Regions from separate parts of the Homo sapiens genome. Here region 2 is linked to region 1. Evidence: chromatin loops called from intact Hi-C (ENCODE). Cell type or tissue: CD14-positive monocyte. All regions are shown on one strand.

Region 1 (5,000 bases):
TTCAGCCGGGAGGAGAAAATTGCAGACTCTGGTGGAATCCTGGCTCCACACCCATTATTCCTTGGTGATGTGGATAACACGTCATCGCCCTCTCTAAGTCTCATTTTCCTCATCTAGAGGTGAGGCTTCTCATAATGGAGTCCATCTCATAGTTGGAAAAAAAAAAGATAATGAGAGTATGGCAAATGCTTAGCACAGTGTCTGACACATCGTAAGGACTTAATAAGTGTTTGTTATTATTGTAATTATTATTCTTGGGAGCTGAGCCCCACTCAGGCATTAACTCTGGAGACCCCTCAGCAAGATTTATCTGTCATGTGGGAAGTTTGAATCTGATGAGCTGCAGGATCCCTTCTACTTATTGGTACTTGTGAATGACCAAAAATAAATAAATAAATAAATAAATAAATAAAAATAAATAAATAAATAAATAAATATAAAAGCTGCAGATCTCAGCCATGCTTGTTGAGTTCACAAACTAATAGAAGTCCAATTAAACACTTGAGGTTATTTTTAGGACTGAGTAGAAATAAGGTATCCTATCCATTCACTCGTTCTGACCTCAGAGAGAGAAATGTCATCCGTGAGTAAGGGGTTCCTCCGTCATGATTTTAAGGAGTTCATTCAATTTTTAAAAACAATTAAAAAAGAACACCTTCTTTCTCTCTTTACATAGAGATTTATGTACAGTGCATTGCCAAATCTTCGCAATAACCCTGCCCTAGATAAGGCAGCTGCAGGGGACCTAGTTGTAAATAAAAGGCTGAGATGGAAACGCAGGGCTCTCTGCCTGCAAAGCCCATGCTGAGTCTCTCTGGGATGCTTGAGGAGTTTAAGCTCCCTGGTAACCTCCCTGCTGATGCAGTACCCAGGAGGTAACGCCATGCTCATGTCTTCTGGTCACAGAGGGACTGGAGAGTGACCTGGAAGGGTGAAGGCACAGCCTTAATGTTTGCCTTCCTGTGGGGGAATGACTTAAGGTTTTGGAGACTTGGGTGAGCCAGAGTCCACCGGTTTCAAAACAGTCTTTTATTTATTTATTTATTTATTTATTGGGACGGAGTCTCGCTCTGTCGCCCAGAAGTGCAGTGGCCCAATCTTGGCTCATTGCAACCTCCACCTCCCGGGTTCAAGTGATTCTCCTGCCTCAGCCTCCTGAGTAGCTGGGACTACAGCTGTGCACCACCACACCCGCTAATTTCTGTATTCTTAGTAAAGACGGGCGGGGTTTCACTATGTTGGCCAGGCTAGTCTCTGTTGGCCAGGCTAGTCTCGAACTCCTGACCTCAAGTGATCCGCCCACCTCAGCCTCCCAAAGTGCTGGGATTACAGGCGTGAGCTATCACACCCGGCCTCAAAACAGTCTTTGTTAAGTAATTACTAAGTTGCACATGGAAACATTTCTCAAGCAGCAACTACACAAACATCACTGTGCATATATATGGTGTGTTGTTTCCAGGTGCTCATATCCAGAGAGGCGTGGAGAAGGAACATCAAGAGGCGGTCAGAAGCCCCCAAATCATGACATTGTGACTACTAATTTGCTGTGCTTTTAGCTGGCTTCAGCTGGGACTCCACATTACACAGATACGTTTTACCTATTCAGTGGAGACATTTCTTTTTTTTTTTTTTGAGACGGAGTTTCACTCTTGTTGCTCAGGCTGGAGTGCAGTGGCGCCATCTTGGCTCACTGTAACCTCCGCCTCCTGGGTTCAAGCGATTCTCCTCCCTAGTAGCTGGGATTACAGGCATGCACCACTACGTCCGGCTAATTTTGTATTTTTAGTAGAGACGAGGTTTCTCCATGTTGGTCAGGCTGGTCTTGAACTCGTGACCTCAGGTCATCCTCCTGCCTCGGCCTCCCAAAGTGTTGGGATTACAGGTGTGACCCACCGCACCTGCCCACTGGAGCCATTTCTTATGCAGGAGAGAGTTTCTGTCATCAGTGAGTAAGGGGAAACACATGTAGATAAACGTAAAAATCCCTTGTTACTGTAATTTGTACATACAACTGTAGACAGCCACACACCACTGTGTAAGTGTATTGCCATGCTTGTTTTTTTCATATTTTATTCATGATTAATGAGTGGCAGGCAAAAAACTTCTCTGTACTTGGTTTGCAACAAGATCTTGAAAATGAAAACAACAAAAAAGAAAACAACAAAAAACTTCCCAGTTCTTTAAAGAGTTTTTCAGTATTTTTTCTTCTGAATGTGTATGATTAAATATGCATTAACTAATGCACAAAAGATAGAGTTTCACCATGGAAAAAAACACCACGGTGAGGGAAATCCACACTCGAACCCCAGCTCTGCCACTTGCTATGTGAGGCACAACTTTTTTTTTTTTTTTTTAAACAGAGTTTCACTTTTGTTGCCCAGGCTGGAGTGCAATGGCACAATCTTGGCTCACCACAACCTCTGCCTCCCGGGTTCAAACAATTCTCCTGCCTCAGCCTCCCGAGTAGCTGGGATTACAGGCATGCGCCACCATGCCCAGCTAATTTTGTATTTTTAGTAGAGACGGGTTTTCTCCATGTTGGTCAGGCTGATCTCGAACTCGTGACCTCAGGTAATCCGCCTGCCTCAGCCTCCCAAAGTGCTAGGATTACAGGCATGAGCCACCGCGCCCAACGTGAGGCACACCTTTGCTGCTCAATGTGTGGTCCTCAGATTAGCCACAGCCACATCACCTAGGAGCTTGGAGAAATGGGCAGTCTCAAGTTCCATGCCAGATTTCTTGAATCAGAATCTGTAGTTTTATAATATCCCTCAAGTGACTGGTATCCCCATTACAGTTTGAGAAATGCTAATATAGACTAATTGATATCTGAGACTTACTATAAAGGGTATTGTGTCTGGTGTTGGTTCCTTCTGGTGGGTTCGTGGTCTCCCTGACTTCAAGATAAAGCCACAGACCCTCGCGGTGAGTGTTACAGCTCTTAAAGGTGGCACAGACCCAAAGAGTAAGCAGCATCAAGATTTATTGTGAAGAGTAAAAGAACAAAGCTCCTACAGCATGAAAGGGGACCCAAGCAGGTTGCCGCTGCTGCCTGGGGTGGCCAGCTTTTATTCCCTTATTTGTCCCTGCCCACGTCCTGCTGATTGGTCCATTTAACAGAGTGCTGATTGCTCCATTTTACAGAGTGCTGATTGCTGCATTTACAATCCTTTAGTTAGACACAGAGTGCTGATTGGTGCATTTACAATCCTTTAGCTAGACCTAGAGCACTCATTGGTGTGTTTTTACAGAGTGCTGATTCGTGCATTTACAATTCTTTAGCTAGACACAGAGTGCTGATTGTGTGTTTTTAAAATCCTCTTGCAAGACAGAAAAGTTCTCCAAGTCCCCACTCGACCCAGGAAGTCCAGCTGACTTCACCTCTCAGCATGATGCCACTTTCTCTGTAGGGTTGTCAGGATTTAGTGAAATGTGGCATTTAAAGTGCCTAACATGGCTGGGTGCACTGGCTCACACCTATAATCTCAGCAGTTTGGGAGGCAGAGGCAGGTGGATTGCTTGAGCCCAGGAGTTCGAGACGAGTCTGGGCAACATAAGGAGACCCCATCTCTACAAAAAATTAAAAAATTACCTGGACATGGTGGCATGCACCTGTGGTCCCAGCTACTTGGGAGGCTGGGGTGGGAGGATCATTTGAGCCTGGGAGGTTGAGTCTGCAGTGAGCTGTGAATGTGCCATTGCACTCCAGCCAAAAAATAAATAAAAAATAAAGTGCCTAACACATAAGGTGGTAAATAAGGTTTGGTCCCTTCCCCCTACAGCCAGATGCATTTGCTTTATACAAGCATGAGGCACATCAAGGCGTTTATAGACGGGGAATGACTTTTGTTGTTGTTGTTTTTGAGACGGAGTCTTGGTCTGTCGCCCAGGCTGGAGTGCAGCAGCACGATCTTGGCTCACTGCAACCTCCGCCTCCCGGGTTCAAGCAATTCTCTGCCTCAGCCTTCCAAGTAGCTGGGACTACAGGTGTGTGCCACCACGCCTGGCTAATTTTTGTATTTTTAGTAGAGACAGGGTTTCACCATATTGGCTAGGCTGGTCTCAAACTCCTGACCTCGTGATTTGCCCGCCTTGGCCTCCCAAACTGCTGGGATTACAGGCATGAGCTACTGTGCCTGGCCGAAGGGGAATGATTTTGTATTCCTCATTTTAATTATCTCAAGGGAAAGGCAAAGGAAAAATGTCAGCATCTCCAAGAAAGTGTTCTCAGTCCCCAGTGAGAATTAAGCTCTCCTTTCATACATAAGGAGCACTTTGTGCCCATTTTATATGTTAGCGCCTTGCCTTTTATCAGTGCTGTGTACATATCTGTCTGCTCCATGGAGTGTGTGAGCTGGGGGCAGGAGCCAAGCCCTGTCCACGATCTCATTCTCCACAACTCCAGGTCCAGTGCTTTTCCACAAGCTCAAGGGCGACGAAGGTTTCAGGAACTATAGAAAGTACAGTGGCAAAGCCAGAAACAAAATATTATCATCATTCTTCCTAGATCAATAAGCTTCCAACATCACTACCATTTACATGGCTTCTAGCTGTTTAGCATTTTGGAACTATATCCAAATAACACATCTCCTCACCTGCCCACCTTAACAGATGTGCTGTTCTATCACTTCCTTCATCATGTGACTGACTTGAAAAAGGCACAGATCAACATTGTGTTTGACATGCTGGACTGGAACGCTGTGGGCGAGATCGACTTTGAGAAGTTCTACATGCTGGTGTGCATGCTGCTGGCCCACCAGGCAAGTAGCCGCGCGGCTGCTGCCATCCTCTTGCTAATGGGAGCACTGAATTAGGAATGCATCAGAAGTTTTCCTCCTTTCACTAAAAAGAGGAAGAAAAGATGGGTGGTGGGGAAAATGAGTTTTGGTTCCCGAATGGTTCAGGTTTTTCAACAGCTTCTCCCTGAGGCAGCCCCAGCCTCTTGGCCGCCCTCCTACTCTGCCCACCCTCGTAAAGGACAGATGTGGCCCATCGCATCC
Region 2 (5,000 bases), 270 kb before region 1:
GCAGCCACGGGGCCAGGCCAGCCCAGGAGCCGTGGGCCAGAGCAGGGCGACAGGATTAAATGAGCTGTAACATAAGTGGGCTGAAACACGTCCCACCCCCCCACCCCCGCTGATTGGTAGTGCTGCAGAGAGGAGAGAAGAGCTACAACCCTTCTGGGGCCCCAGACCTCGCCACTCCCAGAGCCAGAGTTGCGACATGCTGTAACACCCTCTTTGGGGTCACGCGGATGCTGGTGTCTCCAAAAGTTTCAAGTGCCACCGCATTCCCCCTTGTCTAGATGCCGGTGCCCAAGGCAGAAGCAGGCTACAGCACGCCTGGCCCCGGCACAGACTGAGTGCGGGATCAGGGCCAGGGCGCTAAGAGCAGCCCACCAGGCCAAGTGGGCAAGATACCTCCAACAGCAAGCCCAGGGCGGAGCGCGGCCCTGGGCAGGGGCACTGCCAGCTGCAAAGTCTCCAGCTGGCGAAGCAGCACAGAAAACATCCTGCATCACATGCATATATATAAAAATTACCACACACACACTAGGTATAAACATAAATTTCATTTCTTACATTGAAAACCCCTGAAAAACCCTGCTAAAGGTTAGCAGAGTATAATAAATCCCATACTAAAAGTTACTACCTTTTCAGTTTGCTTTCAATTCTAATTTCATCAAAAGATATTTTCACACCTCTCTAATATCTGCCATCACCTGTTTTTAACAAAAAGAGCCAGGCTACTGTTCAATTTTCTGTAAAAAACAAACAAACAAACAAACAAAAAAAACAGTATCTGGCTAAAACGTCATATGGGTTTTTGGTTTTTCGTTTTGTTTTATTTTGTTTGAGACAAAGTCTTGTCCTGTCACTCAGGCTATAGTGCAGTGGCATGATCATGGTTCACTACAGCCTCAGTCTCCTGAGCTCAAGCAATCTTCCAGCCTCAGCCTCCCAAGTAGCTGGGACCACAGGTGCATGCCACCGTGCCTGGCTAATTTTTTTATTTTTCTTTTATGGAGACAAGATCTCAGTATGTTGCCCAGGTTGGGGTTTTTTAATGGTATTTACTTTTACACTAATCTACGCCAGTAAGCACCACTGATTTTCCAGTCATGTAGTGATTACAGTTCCCTTTTCTGATTTACTTTACAAAGTAGATTTTTAAAACATGGTCAGCAGGTAAAAGAACAAATGGTGTGCAGACATGTCAAAAATTGTGAGGTTTGTACTCAAACTGCCCAAAGTCAGGGAAACACTATTTTAGAAGAACAATGATAGGGGAAAAGGCCTAAACTATTTTAAGTGGGAAAAAAGCAAGTCACAATATATCTGTACAATCTCATCTTTACAAATAAAATTTATTTTACTATTTACAAAAGCAACCATGTGCTTACAATATTATCTCTGTAATTTTTATTTGATTTTTGCTTACTTATCCTACCTAAATTTTCCTTAAAGTACACACGTATCTTTTTAACAGCAAGGAAAAGTGATTTTGAAGTTAAACTTTAAAAGTAAGTAAAAGATTCACACCAAGACCCCAGATATATATGCTGTGGTCTAGGGAAACAGAAACTCTTACTGAAAGGTCCAGCAGTGCTGTATTCCACTTGACCTCTCTGTGCCTATGTCCTCATCCACAAAACTGAGGTGAAAACAGGGCCTCCCTGGCAGAGTAAGTGAGAAAATTTTAAGAGATAATCCTGGCACCCAAGCAGGGCTCTGACACAGTTTGCATCTGTGTCCCCACCCAAACCTCTTGTCAAATTGTAATCCCCATTGTTGAAGGTGAGGCCTGGTGGGAGGTGACTGAATCATGGGAGCGGTTTCTCATGGTTTAACACCAACCCCCTTGGTGCTGTCGTGGCATGAGTGAGTGAGTTCTCACGAGACCTGATTGTTTAAAAGTAGCACCTCACCACTCTCTCTTCCTCCTGCTCCGGCCACACGAAGTGCCCGCTTCCCCTTCGCCTTCTGCCATAATTGAAGCCAAGCAGACGCTGCCATGCTTCCTATATAGCCTGCAGAACCATGAGCCAATTAAACCCCATTTCCTTATCAATTACCCAATCTCAGGTATTTCTTTATAGCAGTGTGAGAACAGACTAATAGAGGCTCCTTTAGTCAAATTTAACTTCCATAAGGCAGAGATATTTGGTTGTATTATTCAATCTGTATCCTTAGCACTTAGAATAATTCCCAGCATACTACTTAAGTACAGAGGTATAATAAATATCTATTGATAAATATTAGCTACACACTTCAGTGCAGTGGGAAAAGAATGGTCTTTTAAATAAAAGACTCTATCAACTAGATATTCTTAACATATTTTGGGCCCTACCCTCTCACATGCATACAAAGAAATACAAAAAAAAATCCATTCTAGATAGACTGAAGATCTAAGTGTAAAAGACAAAGCAGTAAAGCTTTTAGAAGAAGCCATAGGACATCCTCAAGACCTGGGAATAGGCAAAACTTTTTTAAACAATACACAACTGCTAACCACAAAGAACAATGTAATAAATCAGACTATATTAAAATAATTTCTGTTCATTGAAAACATTCAGAGATTGAAAATGCTTGAAAACTGATTTATGGTGATGATGCATCACTGGACTACATATGTGGATTAGTTTTGTGATATGCAAAATATACCACAATATACCTCAATTCTTTCAAAGGAACTAGATGTAGAAGAAAAAAGGCAACTTACAGAGCAAGAAAAGAGTGGCAATACACACAGAATTTTTTTTAACTCACTTCAAACCAAGGAAGAATCACAATCACACACATACTAAATTTTTAAATGAGCAAAAGACTTCCACAGGCACATCACAAAAGAAAATACACAAATGAAGTTTTTTTAAAAAGGAAAAATCAACCAAAATACTGCCACCTAGGGATGACCACTGGACCATTTTGGTACACAGACTGAAAACTGCATATATGTAAGTGAAAATTGTTTAAAACATGCTCTTCGGTTAACTGTTTTTTCCATGTGTCATGCACATCTTTCCACATCATTGTAGTTCTACGTTTTCATTTTTAAGGGCTACAGTTCACTTCATCCCATAATTTCCTTACTCAATACAAGTAGTAACAAACATTACATTTTTTACTATTAAACACAACACTGTAATGAACCTTCATGCCTACTCTGACAATTACCTCTTGGTCAAATTTAGAAATCCATGAGATCCAAAAGGATGGCTGAACTGAATTTCCTTTGCGAATTCCTTGACTAATAATCATTTGTTTTCATCAGAAAAGACTTCATACTACAAGTTATTAAATCTAAGGGTCAATTCTTATTCCTCCTATTTCTTCACCGATCAGCAAGGTTGAGCACTTCCATCTTCTTGATATACTTCATTCACTTGGCTTCCAGGACTCTGATCTAATTCTCAAACCTTCACTACAAGAAACGTTAAAGTTCTTCAGACAAAAAGAAAAGAAAAATTGGATATAGTAAAGGAATGAAGACATAACTGAAAAGAAAAATAGTAAAAATGAGAGTGCATATACATTAATTTCTTTTCTTTAAATTTATAGAAAATATGACTAACTGAAAAGTATAAAATATTGCAGAAAAAATCAAAGAGACAAATAATAGAAAACACAATTCATGTTCATGGATTGCAAGACTTAATATTAAGATCTTCGTACCACCCAAAACTATCTACAGATTTAATGCAATCCCTAAAAAAACCCAACGATGTTTTTTGCGTAAGTAGCAAAATCAACCATAAAATTCATTAGCAATCTCAAGGGACTCAGAACAGACAACATAATCTTGAAACACAAGAATTAAACTGGACTTCAATCAGCTTTGAAAAGCTGGTTTCAAAATTTACTACAAAGCTATTGTAACCAAAACTGTGGAACTAGCATGAAGACATATGTATAGACCAACGGGACAGAATGGAAGATTGTAATCGGTGCATTTCAAGCATTTGACAATATTCAACATCTATTCATGCTTAAAAACACTCAGATAACTTCCTCAATATGATAAAGGTCATATAATGAAACATCATCATACTTAATGTTTAAAGATGGAACATTTTCCCCTTGTCCTGAAGGACAAAGCTAGAATATCCATTCACACTTCTAGTGTGAATTCAAATTTGTGAATTTGAGCCGGGCACAGTGGCTCACACCTGTAATCCCAGCACTTTGGGAGGCCAAGGCAGGCAGATCACTTGAGGTCAGGAGTTCAAGACCAGCCTGGCCAATGCAGTCAACCCCCGTCTCTACTAAAAATACAAAAATTAGCTGGGCATAGTGGCATGTGCCTGTAATCCCAGCTACTTGGGAAGCAGAGGCAGGAGAATCACTTGAACCTGGGAGATGGAGGCTGCAGTGAGCTGAGGTCGTGCCACTGCACTCCAGCCTGGGTGACAGAGCAAGCTCCATCTAAAAAAAAAATAAAAAATAGGCTGGGCAGTGGCTCAAGTCTGTAATCCCAGCACTTTAGGAGGCCAAGGTGGGTGGATCATTTGAGGTCAGGAGTTCAAGACCAGCCTGGCAACATGGTAAAACCCCATCTCTACTAAAAATATTTAAAAAATGAGCCAGTGTGGTGGCACGCGCCTCTAATTCCAGCTACTCAGGAGCTGAGGCACAAGAATCACTTGAACCCTCAAGGAGGAGGTTACAGTGAGCCAAGATCGCACCACTGCACTACAGCCTGGGTGACAGAGTGAGACCTGTCTCAAAAAAAAATAATAATAAACCAATCAATAATTTAAAAAATTGAAAATTCGTGAACTTGAAATTGAAAATCACAAGTTTCACTATAGTCAATGCAACAGAGCAAGAAAAAGAAATAAAAACATAAATAACAAAAAGAATGTAGATGGTATGACTGTCTAACTAGAAAATCCTGCTGAATCTACAAAATAAAAGTGATGGGATGGCCGGGCGTGGTGGCTCAGGCCTGTAATCCTAGCACTTTGGGAGGCCGAGGTGGGCAGATCACGAGGTCAGGAGATCGAGACCATCCTGGCTAATGTGGT

The links. Hi-C counts contacts between places; a loop is a spot of excess contacts. Peaks named below come from ENCODE experiments on the same cell type or tissue, not always from the same donor. Only the 100,000 strongest peaks of a DNase experiment are listed, where the experiment ranks them.
Region 2: it touches region 1 in a loop (5-fold over the local background); 47 of 110 quality-filtered maps call a loop at or near these places.

What each region holds. Positions count from the first base shown.
Region 1 is chr5:172,194,772-172,199,771 of GRCh38, forward strand. EFCAB9 (EF-hand calcium binding domain 9) reads left to right here. Exons shown (of 4, transcript NM_001171183.2): 2 at 4,612-4,760. Among named protein-coding and RNA genes, the nearest start is that of EFCAB9, 3.1 kb to the left of the region's middle. In CD14-positive monocyte, no CTCF peak of the experiment used is centred here; no DNase peak of the experiment used is centred here; H3K27ac peaks cover 298 bases.
Region 2 is chr5:171,924,671-171,929,670 of GRCh38, forward strand. All of the region lies in intron 2 of FBXW11 (F-box and WD repeat domain containing 11), which reads right to left. Among named protein-coding and RNA genes, the nearest start is that of FBXW11, 79 kb to the right of the region's middle. RefSeq lists an enhancer at 1,532-1,591. In CD14-positive monocyte, a CTCF peak has its summit at 2,860 (motif pointing left); no DNase peak of the experiment used is centred here.